7 separate regions of the Mus musculus genome follow, and regions 1, 2, 4, 5, 6 and 7 are each linked to region 3. Evidence: chromatin loops called from intact Hi-C (ENCODE). Cell type or tissue: left cerebral cortex. All regions are shown on one strand.

Region 1 (4,000 bases), 500 kb before region 3:
GGTGACCACAGTCCTGCGGTCCTTATGGCCCGAAAGGACAGCTGCAAATACCAAGCGTGTGTTTCAGAAAACCCCATCATCTACAAACACCAGAGAAACCAAACTCAGGTGGATCCAAACTCAGACTGCGCCATGCTTCAGAAACAAAGGACAAGACACAGACAAACAAACCAACACAATAAGCACACGTCACCGGCCGGCATGCATACATTCCAGAGGGGATCCCCATGCCTCCAAGTCAGTTCTTGGGTGTGAGGGGTGGTCGTGTTTCCCGGTCAATGCATGAAATGAAAGACCCACAACATGAGGGCTCACTCCCCCACGTTCTGACTCAGGAGAGGCGACACCCCAAATCACTCACAAGAAATGGTCTTGCTGCAAACTGCAAGATGACTTTTTATTTTGTTTAAGAGCACTCTTAGGCCCACAGAGGCCATCAGACAAGGAAACTGGTCACTAATTGTAAAGACCTTGTGTGTGCTGAGGACATCTGTGGGATTTCTTCTAGCCATCACCACGAGCAATGGCCTCAAGCAGCAACAGATGTGCAGACTGGAAATAGCAAATGACCGCAGGTGGTGACAAATCCAGACTGCAGGAGGTGGAAGATGCTCATCCATACTCGCAGCCTTAGAAACTCTTTACCAAACCAGTCCTGCCTGTCAGGACTTTAAAGTCCACTTCACTCAATTCACAAGCACCTACAGTACTGGCATTAGAGTCTTGACAGGGTGATAACCAGGCAAAAGAAAAGCTGTTTGTGTATGGCTGCAAGAACAAGTCTTCAAGTTTAAAATATAAAGTGTAAACAATTAGTTTTAAACTATTATTTTTGTTTTGTTATGTTTTACAAATCTACTAGCTTTCATGGAATAGTTAGGATTATGGAAATGGCCTATGAATTTTAATGTGTTTAGGAGACAATTCTTTACAGAATGTTTTGTCAGCCCAATGACGCCCAGTGATCTAACCTACCCTAGGCTGTTTGCTTTTATGCTCTAGCTGCCTTTTCAGGACTGAATGGGCTTTATTTTTATTAATATATTTCTTTTCACTGATATCAATATCTGTAAATAGTACATATAGTGACCAAAGGAAACTTTACAATTCAATCCTCTCAAAACCCTGTAAGTCAGATGATTTTGTTTTGCTCATTTAGATTTTAAAAATGGACCACAAATAGTTACTAGACATATACCATACCTAGAGCCATTATATATATCTTAGAACTAAAAGTTAAATCAAATTATTATTGTTAAAAATTCCATTACTTTATAAGACAGAGCAAAATTCCTCAAGGTTGTAAGGTATCCTGCTGCCCATAGCTTCCTCTGAACTTTTGGTGTTTTAGTATCACATTTTATAAAACTAATTAAGTCAGAAGATGCACATGTAAATGGGTCATAGTCTGCTGTAGTCCAAGATATCCATTAATTGAGTGTACGTTTTTCCTACAAATATTACTGTTTTTTTTTTATCTCATTCAAACAGTTATAGATTGGCCTTGGGAATGGAAAGTAAATGTGTCACTAGACTAGACAGAAAAGAATGTGTGTTGCTTCCAAATGCTGCAGGTGCTTTTGTGACTCTGAACACAAGGTGGCAGCCATTCACCCTTTTAGACTGTCTAAAAGAGGAGAGAGACTTCTTGCTGACTGCATTGAAGAGTTACATTAATTAAACTAATCAAAACACATGACACTTTGGAAAGTTGTAGGTGTCTATGTTAATCACAATTTACTGAAAATGGAGGCTTTTCAGATGAGAACTGAGAGATGCATTAATCTATGGGTATAATGGTAAGTCATTACGAGTCAGTGTGATATTACATTGGTTGAACAGAATGATCTCCTGTGGTCTTTATCCAGTCTAGTCACAGGTTCTCCAATATATAAAGGATTTCATTTTTGTGGGGTGGATATAAATCCAATCAAAAAGTAGTTGGTGCAGATAGTGTGGCCTATGAGCTATAAGGCTCTCAGAAATTAGGATGTCCATACAGGATTTTTCTTTCTTTCTTTCAAATACATTCAGTTTATTCACACAAACTTTCCTGATAAAATTATGCAAGTATAAAGGTTAAACAGACATCTTACCAAGCAGGGAGCACTTGCTTGGACAGAAATGCTGCTGCAGGGTTCCACTGGGGCATATTCTCTAGCAAAGATACTTCAAAAGCTGGCAGGGTCTACCCATGTCTGCCATGAAGTCCTTCAGCTGTGACAGGTCAGAGGCTGGCACTGTTGGACATCCAGAAGATCCACAAGAGTCCTGGGCAGCAGCTATCTCTGACAAGCAGGACTGTGTGAGCCCAGCAACAGTACTGGAAGTTCAACAGTCACTAAGGCCAGGGCCTCAGTCTTTAGTCTTCTTGCTGATGGGTATCAACACAGTGTCTCAGAATATAGCAGTATCATCCTACAGACCATTCCCAAAGTTCCGATTTCTGTTATCATTTCAATGGGTAATAGCATAGCTCTATCAGGGTTCACAGCTCACAGTGACAAACTAGTACATCAAGACTACCTGTGGGTTAGTTCATTAGCATATTATATCAGTCATGGGCTAGGTTCATAGCCAAATTCTCAGTAGCCCACCAAGGCCTTGCTTCTGAGGCCTTGTCAGAGAAGCCTGGTAGTAAGCTTGGGCATCGGAGTATTTCAAGTCACATAACATGGCTTTTTAAGTTACACACACAAAAAAATGGTTTCTAAGTTACACAAAATGGTTTTTAGTTTTGTTCTTAACAGTTGGTTACTCCTATGATATTCATGCCACTATTATACCAGCGGTCATCTTGCCATCATCACTACAGCTCACATTATTCATAGTTGGGTAAATTTGATAATTACTTTCTCCTCCAGTATTGTCTTAGTGAGGGTCCATTGCTGTGAAAAGACACTATGACCATGGCAACTCTTATAAAGGTAAACATTACATTGGGGCTGGCTTACACTTTCAGAGGTTCAGTCCATTACCATCATGACAGGAAGCATGGCAGCATGCAGGCAGACATGATACTGGAGGAGCTAGGAGTTCTATATCCTGATCTGAAGGCAACCAAGAAGAGACAACCTTCCAGGCAGGGAGGTCTCAAAGCCCATTCCCACAGTGGCACTTCCTACAAGGCCACACTTACTCCAACAAGGCCGAACCTCCTAGCATGTAGTTTTTACTACCCTGCTTTAGGTTCTCTTGGATCCATGGATGAAAGACACAAACACATTAGTTCATTTTTAACCTGCCTTATTGGCTCAGTGGCTGAGCTCTTCTAAGCCTACAGTAGCTAGTGTGCCCTTTCCTTTACTCCTAGCTCAACATGTCTGAATCTACCCTCAGCTTAGTTGCTTGGTTCCTTTCCTCCTAGTTCAGCACCTCTAAATCTTCCCTCAGCTTAGTTGCTAGGTTACCTTCTGTGAAGACCATTAATCTTGCTGCCCAAGATGATTTTGGGCTGTCCTTCTGTGGGGTGCTTTCCTTTTCTGCCTACATTTCAGAAGATTTCCCCTAAAATTCTGAGTCTCCCCCAAGAATCTCTATTCTCCTCTTCCTGCCCTCCCCTCCTCCTAGCTTGTGGGAATCTGGAAGTCCCACCTCTTTCTTTCCACCCACCCACTGAATGCTGGCATCTTTATTGACAGATTAAAGACCAATTGGGGGCAAGGTCTTTAAGCATCATTAAATACAGTTCCTGATGAAATCAAAGCATCAGAACCATTCCTCTACACCTGGGCCAAACATATTCAAACCACCACAAGTATTGAGCATAGCACCTGCCAGCACTGTACAAAAGCTAACCAGTGGGGATGAAGGTTTCATATCAGTACCGCCTTGATTTCTTCATGTTCTAGGACTTGAGTATGTGGTGCCTTACTGTTAAGTTCTGGAAGACAATTCCTAGCACTATCAACCACCTATAATAGTTATGGGTCTATGAAGCCTCGGTATGCAACAACTCCAAAAGAGGTAACCCATTGCTGGCACTGAAGTTTTCATTTGC
Region 2 (4,000 bases), 280 kb before region 3:
TAATGGAAGCACACCTGTTCTTGGACAGTCGTGTGTGAGCCTGCCCTGTACCTCTCTGGGAAATTTAGAACAAAGCCAGGAGGGGTCTGGGACCCAAAGCAGTACCCAGTACACTTTGCTATTTATTGATAATGGGTTAGGGATGAGTCTTGACCTGATGATAAGTATTTCCTTTCATAATCGAATTTAGATTTTCTCAGCTCAACCTTTTATTGTCTTTTTTTTTTTTTTTTTCTTGAGACAGGGTTTCTCTGTGTAGCCCTGGCTGTTCTGGAACTCACTCTGTAGACCAGGCTAGCCTAGAACTCAGAAATCCTCCTGCCTCTGCCTCCCAAGTGCTGGGATTAAAGGCGTGCGGCACCACTGCCCGGCTCTTTTATTGTCTTTATCAACAACCTGTTAACAATAGTGATAAGCACACCACAAGTGACACACCTTCACAGAGGGACAGAAATGTATTTAATCCTTCAATGTCCATTTGTGATGGAGACCATCACCTCCACACCCAGGTAGATAGTAGACAAGCACCCTACCTATAGGGTCGACCCAAGAGTGGGACAGGTTGTGGAACTAGGCCAGTGCAGGGAGTGCACTAGGCAAGTTGCTAAATGTATCCCCTCTTTTACAGGGTCCACGATAGAGTTACCTCTAGGAGAGAAACTTGCAGAGGCAGAGAATGAATCTGGCGTCGTCCTGTTTCTCTCCTGCTTGTAAAACACGTGGTGAGGAGCTGAATGGGGTGATGACCCCATTCCACTTCGAAAGTCTGTAGAACTTCCGATTCGAAAAACCGAGTTCCACTCTCAGCCTCGGTCAATTAAGTCTTTACAAAGAGGGGCGGGGCCTCCGGGAAACTGACCTGGGGGGCGGGGGAGGCGACAGACCCTTCCGAGCTGCTGATTGGCTGATACGAATGTCTGTCTTCTTTTGTCTCCGCCCTACCTCCAAGCCCCTTAGCCACTGGAGGCGGTCGCTCGACGCCGGACCTGGTGCCTAACAGGCAGGGGGCGTGCTCCGGGGGGGGCGTGCCGGAGCGCGCCCCGCCCCCGCCCCCGCCCCCGCCCCCCAGCCCCGCCCCCCGCCCCGCCCCCGCCCGGGCGCCGCTGCCTCCTCCGCGCCGCGTCCTCTGCCCGTCTCAGTCCTCGCGGCACGCCGTTGCCTCTCTCTCCCGGAGAACGTCCCGCGCTCGCAGCGGTCGCCGCACTCCGGGGCCAGCTCTCGGCGGCCAGCGCTCCGCACAGGGTCTCCCTCCGCGTGCCCGTCTCTGCTGCGGTCGCGGCCTCTCAGAGCTCCGGGGCGGGCCATGGAGGCAGACGGGGCCGGCGAGCAGATGAGACCGCTACTCACGCGGGTAAGGAGCGGGGAGGCCGAGGCCCGCAGACAAAGGCGGCGTCGCGGCGGGGCTGCCGGCGGCCTATGCTGGCGGCCGCGCGCCGCCGTCGCCTTTGTGTGGCGGGGGTCGCAGGGGACGGCCGGCTTCGAGCCCTCGGGGACGCCTCTCCCGAGGACGCGTGTCCGCCGCCGCAGTGCCCGGCTCTCAGACGCGCGGCTCCGGGAGCCGTGTTCTCCCGCCGCGTGGACGCTGCCGTCCTTCAGCCCAGGCTGCTGTTCCTGCCGCCGCCGCCGCCTTCAGCCTGTGGCCGGAGTCGGGACCGGCCGTCGGGGCCGGCGCTCTGTGGCGTGTTGGGTCGCAGGCCCAGGAGAAGCACCGTGAGTGCAGTGTCCTCCTCCGGGCTCCATAGAAAGAGAATGGACCGAGAGAGACCCCAGTGCTCTGCGCCGCGCGTCCCCAGTCCAGCCGATCCCGCTTTCCCAGTGCAAGCAGCCTGAGTAAGGGCGGACTTGGGACGCGCAGAAACTGGGCTCTCATTTAAACGGGGGAGGGGGCGGGGGGCACACAAGTGGCCCGTTCTCTAGAAACAGGAACGTGTATGTGCCCTACAGAAGAAACTGCTTTCTCCTTTCAGAGTCTCTGACTCAAAGGATGTGGTGGTACTAATTTTCCTACTTCCAATTTTTACTCTGACCAGTGAAATGGGAGGGAAGGTTGCAGGGATGAATTTTCCAGTCTTTTCAAAACAAGGAAAAGGACATTTTGCCGGTTTTTTTTTTTTTTTTTTTTTTTTTTTGGTAGAATTTTCCTTAAGGCTCCCTCCTCTCGTTACTTTAAAAGTTATTGTGGAGGCCGTGGGCGGTGATCATTCATTACTTCACAGTATTCAAATATAAACTCTTTAAATATAAAGGAAAACTTCGGTCTTAAGACTGTGAAGTTCTGTAGTGGTTATGGGTTTGATGGGTCACAGTGATGAAGTACTGGAAACTCCTTAGGATTCTTTTTATGGCCTTTGAATGAACCTTCAGGACCTTCTCCAAGACTATCTGTCAAATACACTGTTGCTTGTTCTTAACCTTATTTGCACATTTTCAGCTGAACAGTAAACAGTATCAGTTTTCATAAACCTGGGTAAAAATGTTGTATTCTCTATCACAGTCTATTTAGGCAGAAGTCGTCATACACAGTAAGGCTATTGCCATTCATCCGTCCATCCATCCATTCATCCATCCATCCATCCATCCATCCATGCATGCATTCTGTGCAGTAGCTTATTGAGAACTTATTCTGTAGTGTCCAGAGTAGAAGCACTTTTTTCCGATAGAAGCTTCATTCAGAGGGGTGTGGGTGTGTGTCTACAATAAGGGACAGGATAGGGGACAAACAGATGGCAAGGAACTCAGTTCTGGTATTAGTACCATGATAGGAGAGTATTTTGGAAGGTCATACACCCTAAGTCTTTGGGAGAATAAAACTTGGCAATAATAAACTTACAGAAAGTAATAATAGAAATAAGGGGCTGGAGAAACGGCTCTGTTGTTAAGATCATTGGCTGCTCTTTCATAGGACCCAGGTTCATTTCCCAGCACCCACTTGGCAGCTTACAACTGTTTGTACTTCCTCTTCCAGGGGAGATACACCTTCATACAGACATACATGCAAGCAAAACAGCAATACAAAATAAATTATAATACAGAAATAAAATTGCTTCTAGTCTGGAAGCAGCAGTGACAATAGGTTAAAATAGTGGAGAGCGTTCTGCTTTTTGGAAGGTGGAAACATGCTCACTTTACTTTGGTAAGTGAAAACATAAAAATGAGATACTGTGATGTTTGTCAATTATAACTAACTTACTTTCTTTCTTTCTTTCTTTCTTTCTTTCTTTCTAGACAGGAACCCACATCGTCCCCAAGCAGGCCTCAACCTTGCTACAATCCTTCTGTTTTAGCCACACTAGTGCTTGCATTATAGGCATGAGCCACTATGTCTAGCGCTCAGTTGCAACTTTTACTTCACAATAGACTGGCCTAGCCAAAAGAGTTGACTAAAATTCATATTTATATACCACCTTAAGTTTATAATTATGCAAAAATATTTGAGTAGCCGTTATGTTGGAGGCCACTTATATTACTTTGTAGATGGAGCCCATCTCTCATAATTTAGTATTATGATTTCTCACTGACCATAGCATTGGAAGGAAAACTTTACCTCACATTATCTTTTGTTTTGAGGGATTGAACTGGGTGAGGGGGAGGCTTATCTATGCTAGGCTTGGCTGCAACATTTGTTTTGCATTAATAAAAATGTCACCATTGTAGGTTTGATTTGGAATTTATCAAAATCTTATTTTTTTAATGTTGGATAAGTAGTTGTTAGTCATGTTTTCTAGTGTAGGTTGTAGCATATAGTACCAATTCTCTAGTTTTAGCAAAGAAGCTTTCTTTTGAGCATTTTGAGAATGTCCCATGAAAAGGTTGCTTCTCTGATTTCTTTCATTTTATAGGCTTTCTCTTTCTCTCTTTCTCTCTTTCTCTCTTTCTCTCTTTCTCTCTTTCTCTCTTTCTCTCTCTCTCTCTCTCTCTCTCTCTCTCTCTTAAGGGAAGATTTCCCTGTGTGTTTGAGGCTGATTTTGAATTCACTACATAACACAGACTGGCATCAAAG
Region 3 (4,000 bases):
TGACAGCTCAGTCATAATGACTGTAGATTTTCCAAATGTGCTTTAAGAACACTTTCAGCTTCATGTTATTAACACAGCAAAGAAAGGTTCCCCTCTGGGAATTCTAACACACAGTGCTCAATACAGCCAGTGTCATCACAGGAAGGAGAGAACACAGCTGAGGTGATATGTTGGTGCAGAGGAACAAGTTGTACAAAGGAAGCCTGTCAAAGTATAATTAACTTAAGGCTTCCCACTCTCCTCCTGAGGACCAGAGGAGAAACTGATGAAAACCTTGCTTCTGTTCCTGTCCAGTTTCCATGCTTAACATGTCAGTTTCACAGACATAACATGTCAGTTTCACAGACATACCTGCAAAACTCATCTCGTGGTAATAGTTCTACAAGTCAGGATGTTAGACTTCTTATTTCAATTGTACATCTTAACCTGCAAAGACAGTCTTAATGCCAGCATGCTAAGAAGGCAATGAGTACTTCATCTCAGATGCTGGAAATCAGTGTCTTTGAGCAGCTGGAGATTAATGCTCAAATGTTACTTTGTAGTTATTGCATAGGTAAGACCCTCAGAGCTGAAGGAATCTGAGTGGCTTTAATTCTCTACTATACTTTATTTAGTTTGTTAAACAAATGCTTTGAAGTCATCATCTAACAACTTAAAAAATTACAATACATCTGTATCCACGAGAAGAGATAGGAAGACTGGGGAGGATTGCCCATCACTGGGGTGCTAGCAGCAGCAGCAGCAGCAGATGTCCCCCAGGCTCTCAGGCAGCCACACTGTGTTATGCAGCAGCAGCAGCAGCAGATGTCCCCCAGGCTCTCAGGCAGCCACACTGTGTTATGCTGCAGCAGCAGATGTCCCCCAGGCTCTCAGGCGGCCACACTGTGTTATGCTGCAGCAGCAGATGTCCCCCAGGCTCTCAGGCAGCCACACTGTGTTATGCAGCAGCAGATGTCCCCCAGGCTCTCAGGCAGCCACACTGTGTTATGCTGCAGCAGCAGATGTCCCCCAGGCTCTCAGGCGGCCACACTGTGTTATGCTGCAGCAGCAGATGTCCCCCAGGCTCTCAGGCAGCCACACTGTGTTATGCAGCAGCAGCAGATGTCCCCCAGGCTCTCAGGCAGCCACACTGTGTTATGCAGCAGCAGCAGCAGATGCCCCCCAGGCTCTCAGGCAGCCATACTGTGTTATGCAGCAGCAGTACAAAGCATGACTCCATTTCTCCTACCAAATCTGGTTTTAGGGACTCTAAATTTTAAGAGAAGTGTGAGATTTTATTTCTTTAAATGGTAATCTTAGAACATTTGCTTTTAACATTTGGGGGAAAATGTTAAGCAGTAAAATGTCAAAATAGAATAGAGTGCTATTTTGGTCTACTATTTATCCAGTGGAGCCCTGCAAATTGCTGGTGCCTTGCTAATATATAACTAGGTAGGGAATGCAGGGTTTTGGAAAGAATTCATATTGATGTAAGTTTGAGAAGACATGCCGACCAGGATTTCTTCTTCTTCTTCTTCTTCTTCTTCTTCTTCTTTTTTTTTTTTTAAAATTACTTTGTGTGGTACAAGAAAAACCATTTCCAGGTTTGAACTGAAGAACATATTATCTTTTCTAGAACCATTTTCTTTTTCAAGAAAATGGGCGTTCTTGCAGGCTGTGTGTGTGTCAGATGTAATGAGTCCATAAGAATGTTTATAAGCTGTGAGGTACAGTATGGCAGCCCTGTGCTAGTGGTGTTGGCTTAGGGATAAGGCTGATACAAACACACCTCAAAAGGAAGGTGTGTGACCCATCCTTTACTTACCTAGGAACAGAACCTGCTTTGCAAGTTTGCTGTGGGAGAGTTGCAAGAATGCAAGCACAAAGGAGTGCTCACAGTATCTGGCAAGCATGAGCTGTGCGTTTTGGTTCTGATTTTATACTGACTATGTTGTTATACGTACTTCATATATAAATGAGCCATCACCATTTTACGTAGTTTTCAATTCTTACTGAAAGATTGATGGATGGGACACTGTGCTAACAGTATTTATCTCACTGAGACACGGTAGCTTGCTTGCACTGCCTATCTTAGGGATGTGAGCTTACTGGAGTGAGCTCAAGTGTTTCTTCCATTGAATTCAGGGGCAATAGACGATCCTCCAAGTTAACCAGAGACTTATCAAGTTAAATAAATAGCAAGACTTGTCAAGATCTCTGTGACAGTTATTCTGATGCCTTCCAGTGTTAGGCTGAGTCCACTGGTGACCACATCTTCAATATGCCTTTGTGGCCAGCAGGATGTGAGGCCCTTCCTTTCACAGACGGCTGCAGTAAAGCTGGGAGGTTGCTAACGGGACCTAGCGCACCACTGCCCTCTGCTGTTTGCTTCAGGGAGGTGGCGCCTTCTGGCAGGAAACAATAGGGAATCACCAAGTCCTGTCTTTCTAGGCTGGGTCTCCATCCTCTCAGGGCTCCACCCCTTCCCTTGCAAAGAGACCAATGCTAAAAACTTCATTGTCTTCTTCGCCTTACATATTCCTCTGTTAGTCCATGTGAAAGGCAAGAATAATCGTGAATTTGGAGGGCTTTGAATCAGACTTCCTTCATGGTGGTACACATATTTTTATTGGTTCCAGATAGTTACAAGGTAGTAACCCAACTGAAGTCCCAGGTGGTGAAGCAGAGCTGAGTTTGATCATCTCTGCAGTGTCCCTGCCTGTCTGGGTCATCATTTGGTTGGAGTTTATAGTTTTCTTTCTTTTTTTTTTTTCTTTTTAATTGGGAGCACTTGTTTCACCCCAACCCACCTCTCTCCTCAGCTCTTCCTTTTAATGTTTAGCTATAAAAAAAAAAAAAGCTTATTGAGATGGAGACCCCTGATAATTCTGATCCTACTTCTTTTGTGGTATTCTTCTCCCAGACTTCACCTCACCCTCTGTGCCACCAGAACTCTGATTTCCCATGCAATTCCTGCCTGCCAAGCCCTGCAATTGGGTGGTTGTTTTAAATCCCCTTTTCTGAGACTCTGCTGTGACTGCCTATATATGTATGCAGTCCACAGCATCCTATCGAGGTCATAATGCATGCCAATCCATGCTCTCCTGGGAATGGTGGCCCCTAGGATTTTGTTTCTGTCTAGCGGAACTGTTACAGGAAGACACACAGGCCGACACATAGCTGTCAAGATTTTGTGTTTCCTGGTCCAAAGTATCAGATCTTCTGAAGGCTGTCACTTAGGTGCTTGGTGTGGTTCCGGCATGTGACAGACGCCTACACATGAATAGAATGTACCTCCCTTGTCAAGGGTGCGCTTTACTAAATGGAATGTGCATGTGCATAGCTGTTATGTGAGAGTGGTATCAGTAAGGGTGACTGTGACAAGATAAAAAAGCAGAGCCACTCCTCTATGCAGAGGATGAAAACTATAGCATATAATTTGCTAACTCAGAGTCCTCCTTAGGTTTTGAGGATGTACTGTTGTGCTGGCCCCATATAAGTGCTTCCTGTAGGGGCTGATGCACTGTGGAGGAGTTGGTTGTAATGGCTGTCCTCTTGCTTTCTGCAGCTCCCTCCAGCTCTGCACCATGATCTGAAGAGAAGGGTTATAGAGAGATTCAAGAAGTCCCTGTTCAGTCAGCAGAGCAACCCATGTAACCTGAAATCTGAAATTAAGAAGGTATGTGTTCTCCATGTAGACACCTATCCATGAGAGATGTCTTCATCCCAACCCTGCTCCCTGATCTTTGCCTACTGTTAAAGGGTAATGCTCAACCAAATGGGTCCACCTTCCCTGTTTCCCATGCTTCTTTTTGTGGCTATTAGCTCCAGGTGGCTGGCTGATACAGCTCTTTCCTTGTAACTACATGTTTGCGTAAGAATAAATGTCTTTAATTTTAAAATATGTATATTGCAGCCTGCCTTTGAAGCATCTGTCCCAGTATTTTGGAGAAGGTTATTCAGTGAGCCCCCTAAATTGCATTTTCTACCTGAAACCATCACTTGACCATGCAAAGCCACC
Region 4 (4,000 bases), 120 kb before region 3:
CATTGTTTCTGAATTAACAATAATTAAGGAGCAGGTAAATATTGTCTTATTTCTGAGATGTCTCTGATATAAATGTCATTGAAGCTGAGCTCTGCTGCTGTTCTTGTCCATGCCGTTTATAAATCAGTTCGGTATGAAATACTGGACATTGGTGCAGTGATATTTTTGCCAGTGTTTTTCCTAAAGCTTGTTATTGAGTCATGGAAACTCTTTTAGGAGTTTATAGCAGGGCCTTGGATGCAAAACAGTTGAGCTTACAAACCAGAACACACCATGTATGCTTAGCTACTGAGTTACTGCATAGGAACAGGAGAAAGACACCCTTAATGGAGTGCTGGGAATTTGAGAAAGACCACCCTCCAACTTCAGTCAGCTAAAGCCAACCTGTTGACACCCCTCAAGTCTGGCTTATTAAATCTAAAATGTAGGTTTTGTTTCATTTCCCCTTTCTAGAGCAGGCTTGTGTAGTCTAGGCTGGTCTTAGCCCTGCTCTGTAGTACAGACTGACCTTCAGGACCCGCCCCCCCCTTTCCTGGCTCCCTGTCCTAAGTGCTGAGATTAGGGGTGGGCCCCACTGTCTTCTGGGTTATTTTTATTATCATGAATATGTGACATAATCGCTCAATTAGCTGTCATTATGAAGGAGTATTGGAGGAAAACGGAGCGCAGGCGAGAAATGGGAATTCTTTCTGTAATCCGAGAAGATGCTGGTTCCTTTCCCAGCTCTCCTTGTTTGTGCATTTCTGTTTCTAAGTTCTAGGAAGCTGCCAGCCTCACTGCGCCCTGCAGTCATGTTTGCTTGGTGTCACAAACATGGTCTTTATTCATTGAAACCTATAGTTTGACATCACTAAGTTACAACAAAAGTCACCACTAATGGATTAGATCGCAAGAAGCCATCCCATCCGTTCAGAAACTCATCCTGTCCCCACTTGCTAGTTGATTTGGGTGCTAATTTGTTTAAGTGCGTTTCCTAAGAAAAAGGGTCCAGAAGAGGCCAATCAGGGTGCCACAGTTTAGATTTTGATGTCACTGAAGATTGTCCCTCCTGTGGGAGCCACCTGAACCAAAAAGAAGGATGTCATGGAATACAGAAGCCATAGGTACGGGAGTGAGAGACCCTGTCTGCTAAGAGGTGACAATGAGCACAGCACAGAGGCTTCGAACTACCAGGCTTAGAGAATGGCACAAGTTGGCATTATTCCCTGTTCCATGCAACTGCTGGTGACACCTTCCCATCCCAAGTGGGAAAAGCAGCAGAAAGGACACTTCCAGGGCTGAGGGACAGACAAATGTCACTGCTGCCTGGGAAGCCACATCCTGGCTACTCTGCTGCTGATAACCCTGAGACCGCTGGGTTGGTGTGAGTAGCAGCTACGTGGGCCCCACTCAGAGGGACACTCAGAGGCACAAACCATTTATAGACATCATGGCAATTCCTCTGAAACAAGACACTTTACCTAGAAACTACATTCTAAATAAATAGTTGGAGACATTTTACACCATTTTTCTTTTTTAGAACTTTCTCCCTCCCTGTGTAGCTGAGGCCCAACCCTGGGGCAGAGCATGCTAAGGGAATCGTTAAGGAACTGATCAGTCCTAAACCTGTCCACTGCCCATTAGGAAGTGCAGCATCTTCTAGCCTGGTTCACAAAGGCATGGAGGACACTGTCTCTTTCATTAACTTAAAAAAGTCATTTAAAACCTTAAATGGCAGCTGGCAGTCTTAGATGAAACTTCAGTGTACAAAAGCTTGTGTTTTGAAGAGTCTGATAAGTGTTTGCTATTTGTTTTCTTACAGCTTTATCATCCCAATGTTGTACGTTATTATAAAACATTTTTGGAAAGTAAGTATGAATTGCTTTCTAAGTAAGGAAACATATGTTTGTTATTTATATACATTTATATTATGTTGGCAGAAAATAAACCCATTCAGCTATTTTCTACTGGCTTTTATTATTAGGCATTGCTTTCTTAAGCAGTAAAATAATTTTTTAATTGATGACCTGAGAATACTTAAAATATTTTGATCTGTATTATATAGAGGCACAGTGTGAATAAACAAAAATAATTAAATTATTGTACAGAAAAGGAACTGTAGAAGAAAAAGAGAAAAGAGAACTAAAGCATGATGTTTTATTTTTCTTTTTGCAAGCTCACAGCAGCATCTAGTGGCATTTTCCACCCCTAATAAAATGGATTGGACTCCGCCTTCAAGGTTTTTTTTTTTTTTTCTCACAAATTTCAGTAGATGCCACCAGGTGGCGCCAGAGTCCTGGCTGAGCCTGCAGGCTGGCTGGCTTGTTTCCTGCTTGTGGGATGGAGAGCACAGTCAAACAAAGCCAAACTCAGTCGCTTGTTTACAAGTGAAGGAAGTATTGAACTTAACCATCTGTAGCATAAAATCCTGAAGTATTAGCCGGGCATGGTGACTCAGTCCTTTAATCCCAGCACTTGAGAGGCAGAGGCCGACTGTGTGTGTTTGAGGACAACCTGATCTACATAGTGAGTTTCAGGCTGGGCATGGCTGCATAGAGAGACCCTGTCTCAATACTAAACAGAAGCTGTTCTGTATGCAGCTCAATTGCTATGTTTTTACCCATTTCCCTTCTTTAAGTGATTTAGATGGACTCCTTCCTCCTTACGTGCTAGTTCTTAATATCGGGATTATTCCTGTAATTAAAGCTATCAGATTTAGTTCCTGACTTAGACTGAAGTAAGTACAAGTCATTACAAAAACAAAACACTTAACCTGACGACTTCCAAAATAAATTGAAGGAAACTTAAAATATGTATAATATTACCAAGTTATAAACTATGATGAAGAAGACTATAATTTGAGAAAATGAAAACAAACAGCTAAGCATAGTGCAGGCAATATGTATTTCTTGGAATGGTGAAACTTGGGAATCTATAAATGTCCGTAAGAGAGATGCTATATGGTTTATTCATTTTTGCAATCCTGTGAAAGGCAACAGGAAGAACAGTGTGCTTACATTCATGCTGCAGTGTGAGACTGGTGGAGAAGCCAGTGGGCAGGATGGGAGATGTCTGTCCTTTGCAGGCAGATTGTGTATGTGTGTATTTTGTGTATGTCCAACAGTCAGAAAAGACACATGTCACATATCATTATTAGTAGTTCAAATTGGCTTTAAAGGAGTGTATTCAGAGAACAAAAACAGCAACAAGAAAACCAAAAACCCAAACAGTGCTAAACCCTTGTAAACCCTAACATAAAATCAGAGTCCAGGTCTCTCTACTCGAGAGGGGCCTAGCAGTAATCTCTGTCATGGGTAGGTGCTTTAGTCTGTGTTATTGCAACATCATAGCGTGATCCGTGGGTAAGTTTGTATGACATAATCTATGTCACCATACAAAATGCAATTTATAATGCGGTTTTCTGAACGTCTTATTTGATCCGAGGTACTAAGAGGCAGGCCTCGTGACTTGAGACAGTTGGCTTACTGTCTTTGACATGGTTCAGGCATTCTATGGTATAAGCAGAAAATGATTATGCTTGCCAGAGAGGAGAAAGTCTGGAGTCAGAGGAAGTTGCTGCTAGGCTGTGACTGCCCCAAGGGCAGCTCTGTGCTCTGCCAGCATTCAGTGGATCCTGACACTAAGTTTTCCGTTTTGTGCTCCAACACTCCTTGGAAAGCCCGGGTTCTAATTTGTGAAGGTTTTCCAGGGCTTTATACTGACTTTACATTTCTGTGACTCCTTTTTGCTTTTGCATAGATGACAGGTTGTATATCGTTATGGAGCTGATAGAAGGAGCCCCACTTGGAGAGCACTTTAATTCTTTGAAGGAAAAACATCACCATTTCAGTGAAGAGCGACTGTGGAAAATATTTATACAGGTACACTACACCCTTCATTGAAATTTTCTTTATACAACAAAGTTCTGAGCTACCTTAGAGATACACTGTTGGTTACGTATATGGCAGGAATCAAATTTGCTTCCATTCTTGTTTCAAGCTGTGCTTAGCTCTTCGGTATC
Region 5 (4,000 bases), 80 kb before region 3:
ATTGTAGCTCCTGGATTTCATTTCTCACTCTCCCAGATTGGTTGACATAGAAACAGCATTATTCTTGAAGGAACAGGCAAAGACCAACTTCTTTAGCTGTCAGAACATTTAGCTCCCATTGGTTCTGAAGCAACACAGCTGCCAAAGAACTAATCTGTTCTGGATAGTAAGCTTGGTTTCAGACATTTCTTGAAAACTGCTTTCAAACTTGGAAATGACTTTATCCTATCCTGGGTAGAAGAAGGAGCAGAGGAACTGCTGGTGACTTTGGGTTTATATGAATGGGTGGGAGCAAAGGAAATAGAGACTGCCAACCTAGCTACAAGATCCCTTCCCAAGAAGGGGACAGGACATGTTGGCACTGCTGAAAAGGAATGGGTGAGAGGTACACACCTAGAAATGCAACTAAGTGTTAGGGTCTGATGAGGAATGTAAGGTTGCCCTCATACCTTGACAATAGGTAAATGAGAGAGGGAAGTGGGTCCACAAAACTCCATCAGGACAGTGGACTAAATAGCCCCAGTGTCCAATAGGAAGGAGATGGACCGCCCACATACCATGATGCCTACCTGGGGCTCCCTGCTAGTGATGGCAGTCGTCGGGTCAAGGAGCTCAGGTCTCCTTAGTAGGCCATAGCCAAACCTAGGAGATCAGTTGGAGGGTTGTCTGGGAGTGATGTGAAACATAAGGGTAATTGATAGCCCAATGTCCCTCTTGATGGTGCCTAGGCCATGGCCTCCTTGGCTTGAGGAAGCTAGAGCAAGCTTTTACCCAATGACCTTGTTGACCCCATTTGTAGCAGAAGCCTGGTGGTCTCTGAGTCTTTGAAGACCAGGAGTTCAGGGCAGTGGCTGGGGTTGGTCAGACAGCCTTTGCCAGCATATGATATTTTTGTTTGTGGCCTTTCTCACCTCTCTCATGGTACACCTTGAAGGCCAGCACTAAAATTTCGCCTGTGAAGTTAGGGGTCCCCTCTTCAGCTTTCTGTTTGGCTTTTATGTCGGGGTAGCTCTGGGGAAAAAGTAGGTTATCAGAAATTGCTTACCTTTTGGGTTTTCAGGGTCCAGATTGGTATACAGCAATACAGCCTTTGTGAGGTGTTCTAAATATTGAGATGGATTTTCATGTTTGTACTGGACAACCTCTTGGAATTTTTCAAAATTTACTGCCGTTAAGGATGCTTTTCTTAGGCCAGCCAGAAGGCAATTTATAAATCTATCTCTGGCTAAAATACTTCCCATGGAAGTATAATTCCTTCAAGGATCCTGGTCAGGCACTGCCTCAGAACCAATTGGATATGTTCTATCTGTTTGATGATTTTCATCTTCATATGTTCTTGCTTGCTCTCAAACTCTCCTTAGTTCCTCAGTAAGCAAGTTATTAAGAAGGATAATATGTACATCATGGAAAGGCAAGCTATAAGGCTAAATAATATATTGAAACTCTTTAATAAAGGTGGAGGAGTTAGAGGTATAGGAGCCCAGTTTGCTTTCTATTTGAGAAAGTTCACTCAGTGAGAAATGAACATGTGTTCTGACAAGGCCATCCACCCCAGCTACTTCCCTTAAAGGAAGCACCCATGCTGGGTCAAGTGTTTGGCTGTGGCCTTAGAGTGCGTGATAGGAGGGGTAAAGTTCGGCGCCAATGTAGGGCGTTTTGAATGACCGGCAGCTTGCTCAAAAGAGGAGGGATCTGGTGAGGTCGAGCTAGTAGGCTTTGGAGTATCCTTGTGAGAAGGAGAAACCAAGGCAGCAGTTTGGGTTTTGGCGGTGTGGAAACAGATCTGCGGCAGAAGGAGGGCAGCTCCTTAGCTGGATCAAGCGTTGTAGCACCATCTAGTGGAGGCAGTGGAGGCTTCATGGCTAAGAGAAGTTGGATTGGGGAACAAGAGGAGCACATGGAGGAATTGGAGTGAAGATAGAAGAATGCTTGGACATAGGGGGCTTCTTTCCATTTACCAGACCACTGGTAGTATATGTGAAGATGCCTTAAAATAACTGGATCTAGTGTGTCATGAAGTGGACATTTGAAGCTATTATCTAACTGGTACTGAATCCAGACCTTATTGCCAAGGTGTACTGATCTTGATTCCCTCAAGTCAGGTGTTAGCTTCAGAGATTTGAGATTGTCCAGGAGACATCTCAGTGAGGTACCTAGAGATACATTCAAAGACATCACATTACCCATTGGAGAGTTATTTCATTATTCATACTGGCGTCCCGAGAATAATTCAATAACCAAAAATAGAGCCAGGCTAGAGGCCTAAATCATCACTAAGGCCCCCTAGAGGCTATACACGGTAAGTCCTGAACTTACCAGAAAGCATCTCACCTTAGGCCTAGGGGTTTCTTAGACAGTTGCAAGAGCCCAGAGTGGGAGGGGTGGGAGAGGCACTTTCGAGGGGTATGTTCTGGAGGCTGGTCCACTTCACTTCACTCAGTCACAGTCCCCAGTGCTTATGCCAGTCACCTCCTGGGCTAACATAGCAACAGCTGCTGGAGGGCACGACTGAGTCCCCAGTTTCAGCACCAATCATATGTTGGAATGGTGGCTCATGTCCAGACAGAAACCACCAGGCCAAAACAGTTCCATGTGGAAGAGGTTTATTGGAGACAAAAAGAGGAAAGAGAGAAAGACAAAGGAAAAAAGGGTCGATGGTGGGAAAGGCCTGTCTTTTATTTAGGCTGTGATGTAATCTGTTCGCAGGTAAGTGTGGAAAGTATCCTCTGGGAAGATATGTGGTTGCCTTAGCAACAGGTGTCACCTATGTGTGATATTCCTGAGTAAGGAGCCAATCTGCCAAACTGGTTCTTGATACCAACAATTGCTCTGTAGTACAACTTGAGGTCAGGGATGGTGATTCCCCCAGAAGTTCTTTTATTGTTGAGAATAGTTTTCACTATCCTGGGTTCTTGGTTATTCCAAATGAATTTGCAAATTGCTCTTTCTAACTCTATGAAGAATTAGGGTAGAATTTTGATGGTGATTGCATTGAATCTGTAGATTGCCTTCAGCCAGATGGCCATTTTTTACTATATTAAGCCTACCAATCCATGAGAATGGGAGATCTTTCCATCTTCTGAAATCTGCAATTTCTTTCTTCAGAGACTTGCAGTTCTTGCCGTACACATCTTTCACTTGTTTGGTTAGAGTCACACCAAGGTATTTTATATTATTTGTGACTATTGTGAAGGGGTTGTTTCCCTAATTTCTTTCTCAGTCTGTTTATCCTTTGAAGGCTACAGATTTGTTTGCATTAATTTTATATCCAGCCCCTTTGCTGAAGTTGTTTATCAGCTGAAGGTGTTTTCTGGTGGAAATTCTGGGGTCACTTAAGTATACTATCATATCATCTGCAAATAGTGATATTTGACTTCTTCCTTTCCAATTTGTATCCCTTTGACCTCCTCTTGTCAAATTGTTCTGGCTAGGACTTCGGGTACTATATTGAATAGGTAGGGAGAGAATAGGCAGCCTTGTCTGGTCCCTGATTTTAGTGGGATTGCCTCAAGTTTCTCTCTATTTAGTTTGATGTTGTTTATTATTTTCTTGTATATTTGCTTTTACTGTGCTTAGGTGTGAGCCTTGCATTCCTGATCTTTCTAAGACCCATGAAGGGGTATTGAATTTTGTCAAATGCTTTCTCAGCATCTACTGAGATGATCATGTGGTTTTATTCTTTGAGGGTTTTTTTTTGTTTTTTGTTTTTTGTTTTTTGGGTTTTTTAAAGTTTTATTTTATTTATGTGAGTACACTGTAGCTGTCTTTGGACACACCAGAAGAGGGCATCAGGTCCCATTACAAATGGTTGTGAGACACCATGTGGTTGTTGGAAAGTGAACTCAGGACCTCTGGAAGAGCAGTCAGTGCTCTTAACTGCTTAGCCATCTCTCCAGCTCTATTTTTTTTTTAAATGATTTTATTTTTTTGTACATTGATGTTTTGCCTTTGTGTGTGTTTGATCCCCTGGAACTGGAGTTACAGACATTTGTGAGCTGTC
Region 6 (4,000 bases), 50 kb before region 3:
ATTTCTTGGCCGTCTCCATGTTTACCTAACACAGACCTAATCTTAGGAGTCTCAAATTCTATAGAACATCTTGGTCATAGCAAACCCCTGTGTACTGAAGATGCTGGTCAAGTTTTCTATATCTGTTTCATCATTTGGTGGAATAGGGGTTGTTACTAAAGGTGACAAGCAGAGTGGTGTATAGTGACACCATCTCTAGTGAAGCTCATGTTGCTGGGCTCATGAAGAACAGGTAAAGTGGAAGGAAAGGGGAGAAAAAAGATTCCATTGGATACAGAGAGCTAATGGTGATGTTGATGGTGAGATGGAATGGGTGGGGAAACATTGCTTGCACTGTGGTTGTGGGCACAGTGCTAAGAAGACTAAAACTACTTCTGTTAGCTGGAGAAGTGGACTGATTCTGGAGATAGGAGCAACTGGATTTATTCAGTTACAATTTTGAGACTTGGAAGCAAGACCAGGGGAAGGGTAAGTGTCACCAGCAAGATAAAGACAGGCCATCATCATGAAATTCACCCCAAGATGAGCAATGGCTGCCTAGATGAAGCTTTAAGATGGGGCTGCAGGAGAAGGCTTCATGGTAGGTCCTGTGTTCACTTCAATTATGATGTTTCAAAGACTTAGTGGCATTTATTGGGGGTTCCAGATTAAGTGCTTTGCTGCTGTTATATTGCATTAAATGAGTATGTGGTGTTGTGGTGTGCATATATATGTGTATTTGTGTGTGTGTGTGTGTGTGTGTGTGTGCATATGCATATATATACACACTTATTTGTATACATGTTCACATATATGCAGGTTCATGTGTGTGGGCACATGTGTCTGGAGTTCAATGGTGATGCTTGATGTCTTTTTAAATCATTCTTTACTTTGTTGAGTCTGAGTCTCTCAATTGAACTCAGAGCTCATTAATTAGATAGACCAATTGGCCAATTTGTCTTGGAGATTCCCTTCTCTCTGGCTTCTGAGTGTGTCTTTTATATGGGTTCTTGGGATCCAATCTCTGGTCCTTGCCCCTTTGTTGACAAGTGCTTTATCCACTGATCCAGCCCCCTGATCAAATGTTTTTCAAGGTGTTTATCATTTAAAATATTAAGAAATGACAGTAAGTTAGGCCTGGCAATTTAACTGTATAGCTAACTATAAGTTAAGATTGCAGGGCATATACTGTAGCAGACATTTTCATTTAAAATTCAAGATTCCTCATTTTCTACATTTACTCTGGGAAATTTTTATCTCTAGAAAACTTCAAGCCAAAATCTATTGTGTGTTGAATGCAGTTGTAAGTTTAATTTGCTTTGAATTTATAGTGTTGAAAAGCTAAGTTCTACAAGAATTAGAGCATACTTTCTGATTTGCCATTTTCTTAGTCTTTCGTTTTCTACCAAATATTGTGTAAGATTTCATATATATATAAAACCATCAGCAACTCAGCAAATTATCAGGTTCAGAGTCAGTTGCCAGCAGCTAAACAGAGCCTTGGAATACAAAAATTCCTGATATAATTTAGTGATTATTTTTTTCCTTTTAGATAGAATCCTGCTATTTAAGCTAGGCTGGCCCAGGCTTATCCTCCTGTCTCAGCCTCCTGGCTGCTGGCTTACAGGCCAGCAGCTGCTCTTACAGTCACTCTTAAACTCTGTGTTATTTCCAGTCACACACACCTCATTTCTCAGCACCCCAGTTTTACTTTGCGCATTGTTGTCAAGCACAGCCCACAGTATTTGCATTTTTATTCACACATTTTGTTATCAAAACTTTTCTTTTTTAGGCAATCTTTTAAATTGGGAGAATTATTTAGCAGCCCTGAAGAGTCTGGAACAAAGCCAGACAGCATCTTGCTGTTTTTCCCAGGCAGTATATGGAGGAGCTGCATGGAGGCAGCTGAGTTACTCTCCTGTCTTCCCTTCTTTCCCTTTTCTTCTCCAAGGAAGAATATTTCCTTTTATGCAAACCTATTCCAAGTGTGTGAGTTTTTCTTTGTGCCTGGCTGCATAAGCTGTCTGTTGCTTTGTTTCCAAGCAGACGTAATGATTAGAGAGGCAGTTGTGAGTTCTGGTAACAATGGAGTCCTTACAGGCTTGAATTGCCTCCAACTCTGTTTCATAAAACATGACATGAAGACAGTCGAACAGTATTACTTGCAATTTTTCCATCTCATCTGACTGGAGCATAATTTTGGTGAATGAGAGCAATATTCTAGGGTTTCCCCTCTGCCCCCTAGAACATGATTTTATGCTTATTTGCTTAGGGAATCTTTGGAGAGTGTCCCATGCCAATCTTTAGCATATATGTGTCTCTGAAGAAGGTGTCTGAGATACTCAAGTGAGCCATGGAGCTCCAGGGGAACCCTTGCCAGTGTGTTTCTGGAGGCCCACATGTCTGTGATCAGACATCTTGATTAAGGATAGGTTAAATTGTGTAGACGTTAGGCTGTGTTGACCCATTCATGGATTCATTTGGTCATTCACCAAATAGTTCTCAGGAGCCAGGTTGCATCTTAAATGCTATTCAATGTCTTTGTGAGGGGGCACTGTGGGCCTGAGTACCAGAGGCTTTCCACAAAGATCTCTGACCAGGCTTGGTGCGAGGGTTCTAGAGAAGGGAAGTGAGTGCTGGCAGGGAGGGGAAATCCCTCCACCTCTGTCATGCAGTAATTCCCTGCTGCCATGCACTGAGTCCTGTCTGGCTGGGCCTATGAGAAGCCAACTAGCCAGTGAGGAGTGCTGCAGAGCCTCGGGTGGCACTTTGGGAGAGCAGATCTTTCCCCAAGTGTTACAGCTCTTAGGACAAAAGGCTCAGAAGATGGAGAAGTTCTCCCACACCTTTTATTCCCTTGATAGGACTTATATACAGTTGTGGGGATGATTCAGGGTTTGACAACAGGTACTTCTCATTGCCTTGGACTGAGAGTTTGGGGAAACCTTATTTGCATGTGGGAGGGCTTGGTGCAGCTACTATGAATTTGATGCCCATACCTCTCTGCAGGGGGGCTGTAGCTACTGAGCCGGGTGCACAGGAGGCGTGGCCGAACTCTTTCTGTCCCATGCAGGTGAAAATCACCACCCACCAGGGCTCTGGATTCCAGACCTCTGCTCGACTGGGGACCAGGCTGTCTGTGCACAGCCCATCACTCCACAGGGCACAGCCTTCTCTCAAGAAGTTGGCAGTGATGAATTAAAACATTACAATCCCATCATGCAATAGTTTATAAACTGAAATGCAAACAGTGCAGTGATCTTGCCAGTTGATTCCATGGCTGTGTTAATCGCTTTCTGACAGTAGCTAGATGAAATGTGAATGGCACTCACTTCACCATTCCTGATAATATTCTCTGCCTCCAAGACCATAGAAACATTAGCATTCAATGTGTCAAGTTACTTAAGCAAAAGTTCTTAAGAAAAATGGGGACATATTCCAATCAAGATAACAGTGTATCCCTATGTAAGTTATCTCTGTGTCCCTGAAATTTTATTATCAGAAGTAAAACACAGAATATTAGTATAAGATCCTCATGAACAAGACCAAGTGAAATGAAATTAATCAGGCAGAATGAGTGCAAACACCTCTGCTGACCTTGAAATGAATGAGAAAGCTCATAGTTGTAAGAAAGGTCGAAATGCTCCCTGCTTTATATTTAATCAGCTTTTGCACATCAGCTTTTCATCTTTAGCTCAGATCCTTGCAGTTTGTGAACTGTTCTTTTATACACCAAGATAAGCTATAATCTTAAAAAAATTAAAATTATTTTTAAATGACCCCCTCCCCTTTTAAAGATACTGCATCCCGGATTGGCCTTAAGCTCGTGATCTTCCTGACTCCGACTCCTGAGTGGTGGGAGTTTACTTTTAACTATATAAATATCTCACACCTCTAAGTCACTGGGTTTTATATTTGTCTGTGTTTTGTAAGACCCTCTACCCTGTGTTAATGTTGACTGAATATAGCTGGAAAATGTACAAAAAGCTGTGACCTCCCAGAAAATTTCTTCCCTTAACTT
Region 7 (4,000 bases), 120 kb before region 3:
TGTGTGGGATTGAGGGCTCCTGGACTTTCCCGGTTTGATTTCTGATGTCTTCTGTTGTCTTTCTTCAATTATGTTTGCTTCGTGAGTGTAGCTTCTAACATTCTTAGGAAGCACAGTCTCACAGCAAAGTCCCTGGTTTTCTGACTTTTACGAATCTTTCTCCCCCTCTTCTACAATTGGGACTGGGCTCTACAATTTGACATTTTGATTAGTTGTGATTTTCTGTAATGTTACAAGATACAAGTAATGTTATCCAGATTGAATAGGTTATATTTATGTAATATATGTTTATGTGTGCACACATGTGTGTGTATGTATGTATGTATGTATGTATGTATGTATATATAATATATATGTATGTATGGATGTGACAACACTTAATGAAAAAAAGAGGCCATGAATTTGAAAAATAACAAGGAGGGGGGTATATGGAAGGAGGGGCATATTTTGGAGGGAGGAAGGGAAGGGGGAAATGATGTAATTATAAATCTCAAAAAAATAAAAAAAATAATAAAAGGAGTGGTGTTAACATTTTTCCTGATCGTTGCCACCTCCCAGTGGATAGTTTAAAGGTCAATTTGTAGGTCCCAGCTCCCCAATGGGAGGGACATCCAACTTGCACTTGATTTCAGAACATAAAATGTTTTCTAAAACAGGGATGGTGATGTGGAGGGAGAAAGCACCTCAGGGCGCCCATACTAAGGCGTCCCTCACCCATGCCCTGAGAAATTGGCTCTAGGACAGGCTTAGTATAAAAGGAAGTTTATTTGGGAGTAGGAGGAGACCTGGAAAGGGGACAGAGGTGAAGAGAGGACTGAGATGAGAAGGACAGAGACAGAGGGAGAAAGGAGGAGGGGAAAAGACTGGCTGGGGCCATGTGGAAAGAGAGAAAGAGGAGAGGGGAGGAGAGGGGAGGGGAGGGGAGGGGAGGGGAGGGGAGGGGACAGAGAAGAGGGGAAAGAAAAGAGAGGAGCGAGATGGGAGGAGGTACTGAGGGATCTTCTTATATGCCTGACTCCTGGCTCTTAAATAGCAGGGTGGGTGTTGCTAGGTAATAGTTGGGCGGAAGCTAACGAGGAGGCCATTAAATGGGCATTCCCCATATTCAAGTGCATTCACAAATCAGAATTCAAATTTATTGGCCAGATTTGTAAAAGTAGAACATACTGTATTATTTTGAAAAATAAAAATAACTTAAAATAGAAACTCTTTACATAAACCTTCAATATAAAGTCACTTGGTAATATTTTCATGCTAATGAATTATGAAATAAAGAACCAAGAAATCAAACAATTGTGAATCTTTATCTTGGACAAACATTTGCTTAATCATTTGAAATCAACCATAATTGTGTTTACCATAAACTTTTTACAAATCTGTTCTGTTTTTACTCAAGATTTTTTAAAAATAATTTACTTCTACATATTTCAATTTATAAGTCAAAGGGTATTATTAAAATTGTGAGCTTGAATTTCATAGCAGAAATAATAATAGCTAACTGTACATATTATTTCCTTACTGGATTAATAACTATAGTCATCTCCTTGCTGTATTTAAACATATTGAATCTACTCCATTATTTTTTAGCTTAGTTTTTATATTTAAACTTTATTTCATGGCACACATTGAAATTGTTTACAGAATAAAACAGTGAGACCATGCTTATGAAGTTACCTGGTCCATTTTTTTTTCCATTTCCAGATGGTATTTGACTTTCATCATGATGGTTTAGTTTTCCTATTCCCAGTTGGCCCATCTACATGCTGTCAGTATAGCTCAGGGTTAAAGCAATACTCAGTGTTTACATCATTATCAGTGTACAGTTATTGCCCAGACAAATTACCTTTCCTTTCTTATAGACCTTTTTGTTTTCCTTCAAGCTAATAGTTGCCTTCCTTTCTGCTTGTGTTTCTATGTATCCACCCTTATCTCTTTTCAGCTCTCTCATAATGATGCTGCGTATTATCTGCATGGTGTCTACAGTGTAGATCAGGGAAACTGCCAGTTTTCTATTCCTGGACACCCTACTCTTGTAGCTGTACCAACAGTGTAAACTGAACTTCCCTTTTGTCTGGTGCACAGCTGTTATTCTGGAACTTTCCATTTGCTTGTACTCTTTGCCCCTGCATCAGCATCTTGAATACTGAAGTTTCAGCTATGCACCAGGAGCTCCTGGCCTTCCTGATTTTGAAGGCGTTTCTTCCTGCTTCCAGATCCTGTCCAACTGATAGGAATCTGAGTTCCAGTCTAACTTTCATGAGCTACTATATCTCCTTGGAAAATTTCAGGGTGTTCCTTTCACCCTTGGTCCTGTATGGGCCTTTATTTAGCATAAAAGTTTATGTGTCTTATCTCTCTCTACTTGTACCTCAGTTATTTCTTCAGATTTATTTTTTAGTCATTTTATTGACCATTTGACTTTTAGTAGTAGTTTTGATCTCTGAATGTTCCACAATGTTCTCTGTTCCATCCTAGAAGGACCTGGCTTTTATTCCCCAGTGTAAGGGAGACTTCTTTCCTCAACAGCCCGCATAGCTTCTGTATTTTCTGGTCCATCTTTGTTTCCCCCTTGCTTAGCTGCTTAGTCTGATCTCTTTTATTCCTGTTGGATATTCCCCTTATGCTTCTGGTATAGAAGGGCTGTCTTTAATGTTACAGAAGAGACTGGAAACAGTTGTTGGAATCACTCTGTGTTCTAGCTAGGTCCATTACCTGGGCACTTGTAGCATGGTAGAGATTTCTTCAGAGATCCTGAAGTTGGTATCCATTCAAGCCTTGCTCCAAAGAAACTGTCTCAGGACTGGCCTATCCCCTCAGCCTGCTGCTGTGTTGCCATTGTGGGAGCCATGTGTTTGGCAGGCTCAGGGGACCATATTCAATTTGGATTTTCACCGAGTTCCCTTGGATATAGCCATCTGCTGGCTGGTGCCTAGTTGGCTGTGGTACTTTTGAATTTTGAATCTCTGTGCGCACTGTGTGGGTAGGAGGGGGCCTGGGACTCCATCTTTAGCTCTACAAGGTCCATGACTTTGACCTTTGGATGGCCTTTGCTCTTTCTTTTCTCAGAGGTGTGGAAAGTGTGCACAGCCAGGTCTGTCCCCTATGCTCCTCCTTCCTCACCATCTTCCAAGGTGTCGTTGATACAGCTCTTTCCTCCCTGTCACCACACTCATTCTCAAAGACAGCCCCCTACCCATATTTTAGCAAGGCTTTGAGAACTGCAGGAGATAAGCTTGATCAGTCCCTCTTTAAACCGGAAGTGGACAGGCCAGCTATGTTAATTAGGTATAAACAGTAGGCATAGCAACACACTTCCTTTTTATGTTGACTCTGCAACTGTAAAATTATATCCTCAGCTTGTGCCAGGCTCCCTAAAACAATCACTAGGGTTTAGAAGAATGAGCAACTGCCCGCTTCCTTTTCCTTTCTCTGCCTCTTGCTGCTTTATTGCCAATCCACTGACTTAATACTTCTTACAGTTTCACTTAGCAGTTATTAAGTCTCTAACTTTCTGGACATTTTAGCTTGTGTGAGGGAGCATAAGACAACTAGACCCATAGAAGTCGGAAGGAATAGCCCAGGGGCAGATTTGCTGCAATGTGATTTTTTTTTCTACCACAGTGATGGTGTAACCAGGACAAGGCATGATATCATTTTCATCAGGGAGTAGAAGATGATTTTCTGACTAACACAATAATACATAACTCTTTAACAATATCTTAAATGCAATAGGTGTCTTGGATTTTTATCAATATCTATCAAAGTTGATTAAAATATGGCTATAACTTAGTTTTAAGAGGTACTATGGTAAAATATTATTGCACCAATCCCCCCCCCCCATATTTCAGGAAGGTAGATGAAGTGTGTGTGTGTGTGTGTGTGTGTGTGTGTGTGTGTGTGTGTGTGTGTGACTGCACTTGGCAATGCTGCTAACAAAGGTGCTTTAGCTGATGAAACATGTTACCACAAAGGGGCAGTCACCGCAAGGCTGAAGCCACCA

The links. Peaks named below come from ENCODE experiments on the same cell type or tissue, not always from the same donor. Only the 100,000 strongest peaks of a DNase experiment are listed, where the experiment ranks them.
Region 1: a loop joins it to region 3, with 4 times the contacts of the local background. A loop is called at or near these places in 5 of 42 quality-filtered maps.
Region 2: it touches region 3 in a loop (2.7-fold over the local background); 2 of 42 quality-filtered maps call a loop at or near these places.
Region 4: a loop joins it to region 3, with 11 times the contacts of the local background. A loop is called at or near these places in 30 of 42 quality-filtered maps.
Region 5: a loop joins it to region 3, with 6 times the contacts of the local background. A loop is called at or near these places in 4 of 42 quality-filtered maps.
Region 6: it touches region 3 in a loop (5-fold over the local background); 3 of 42 quality-filtered maps call a loop at or near these places.
Region 7: a loop joins it to region 3, with 5 times the contacts of the local background. A loop is called at or near these places in 31 of 42 quality-filtered maps.

Annotation. Positions count from the first base shown.
Region 1 is chr14:14,480,440-14,484,439 of GRCm38, forward strand. No RefSeq gene overlaps it. Among named protein-coding and RNA genes, the nearest start is that of Il3ra, 140 kb to the left of the region's middle. In left cerebral cortex, a CTCF peak has its summit at 1,591 (motif pointing right); a DNase peak (open chromatin) is centred at 1,598.
Region 2 is chr14:14,701,930-14,705,929 of GRCm38, forward strand. It overlaps Slc4a7 (solute carrier family 4, sodium bicarbonate cotransporter, member 7), which reads left to right and starts at 1,096. Exons shown (of 26, transcript NM_001360504.1): 1 at 1,096-1,351. The coding sequence starts at 1,304. In left cerebral cortex, CTCF peaks have their summits at 967 and 1,611; DNase peaks (open chromatin) are centred at 924, 1,280 and 1,622; H3K4me3 peaks cover 1,701 bases; H3K27ac peaks cover 817 bases.
Region 3 is chr14:14,983,120-14,987,119 of GRCm38, forward strand. Nek10 (NIMA (never in mitosis gene a)- related kinase 10) reads left to right here. Exons shown (of 35, transcript NM_001195229.1): 31 at 3,548-3,658. Among named protein-coding and RNA genes, the nearest start is that of Gm46441, 42 kb to the right of the region's middle. In left cerebral cortex, a CTCF peak has its summit at 2,353 (motif pointing left); DNase peaks (open chromatin) are centred at 1,273, 1,736 and 2,342; H3K27ac peaks cover 676 bases.
Region 4 is chr14:14,861,655-14,865,654 of GRCm38, forward strand. Nek10 (NIMA (never in mitosis gene a)- related kinase 10) reads left to right here. Exons shown (of 35, transcript NM_001195229.1): 18 at 1-34; 19 at 1,802-1,847; 20 at 3,739-3,860; 21 at 3,979-4,000. Among named protein-coding and RNA genes, the nearest start is that of Nek10, 43 kb to the left of the region's middle. In left cerebral cortex, a CTCF peak has its summit at 2,263 (motif pointing right); a DNase peak (open chromatin) is centred at 2,280.
Region 5 is chr14:14,903,344-14,907,343 of GRCm38, forward strand. All of the region lies in intron 22 of Nek10 (NIMA (never in mitosis gene a)- related kinase 10), which reads left to right. Among named protein-coding and RNA genes, the nearest start is that of Nek10, 85 kb to the left of the region's middle. In left cerebral cortex, a CTCF peak has its summit at 1,851 (motif pointing left); DNase peaks (open chromatin) are centred at 116 and 1,837.
Region 6 is chr14:14,933,232-14,937,231 of GRCm38, forward strand. The region is part of intron 24 of Nek10 (NIMA (never in mitosis gene a)- related kinase 10); the gene reads left to right. Among named protein-coding and RNA genes, the nearest start is that of Gm46441, 92 kb to the right of the region's middle. In left cerebral cortex, no CTCF peak of the experiment used is centred here; DNase peaks (open chromatin) are centred at 1,780 and 2,018.
Region 7 is chr14:14,867,341-14,871,340 of GRCm38, forward strand. All of the region lies in intron 21 of Nek10 (NIMA (never in mitosis gene a)- related kinase 10), which reads left to right. Among named protein-coding and RNA genes, the nearest start is that of Nek10, 49 kb to the left of the region's middle. In left cerebral cortex, no CTCF peak of the experiment used is centred here; DNase peaks (open chromatin) are centred at 2,098 and 3,992.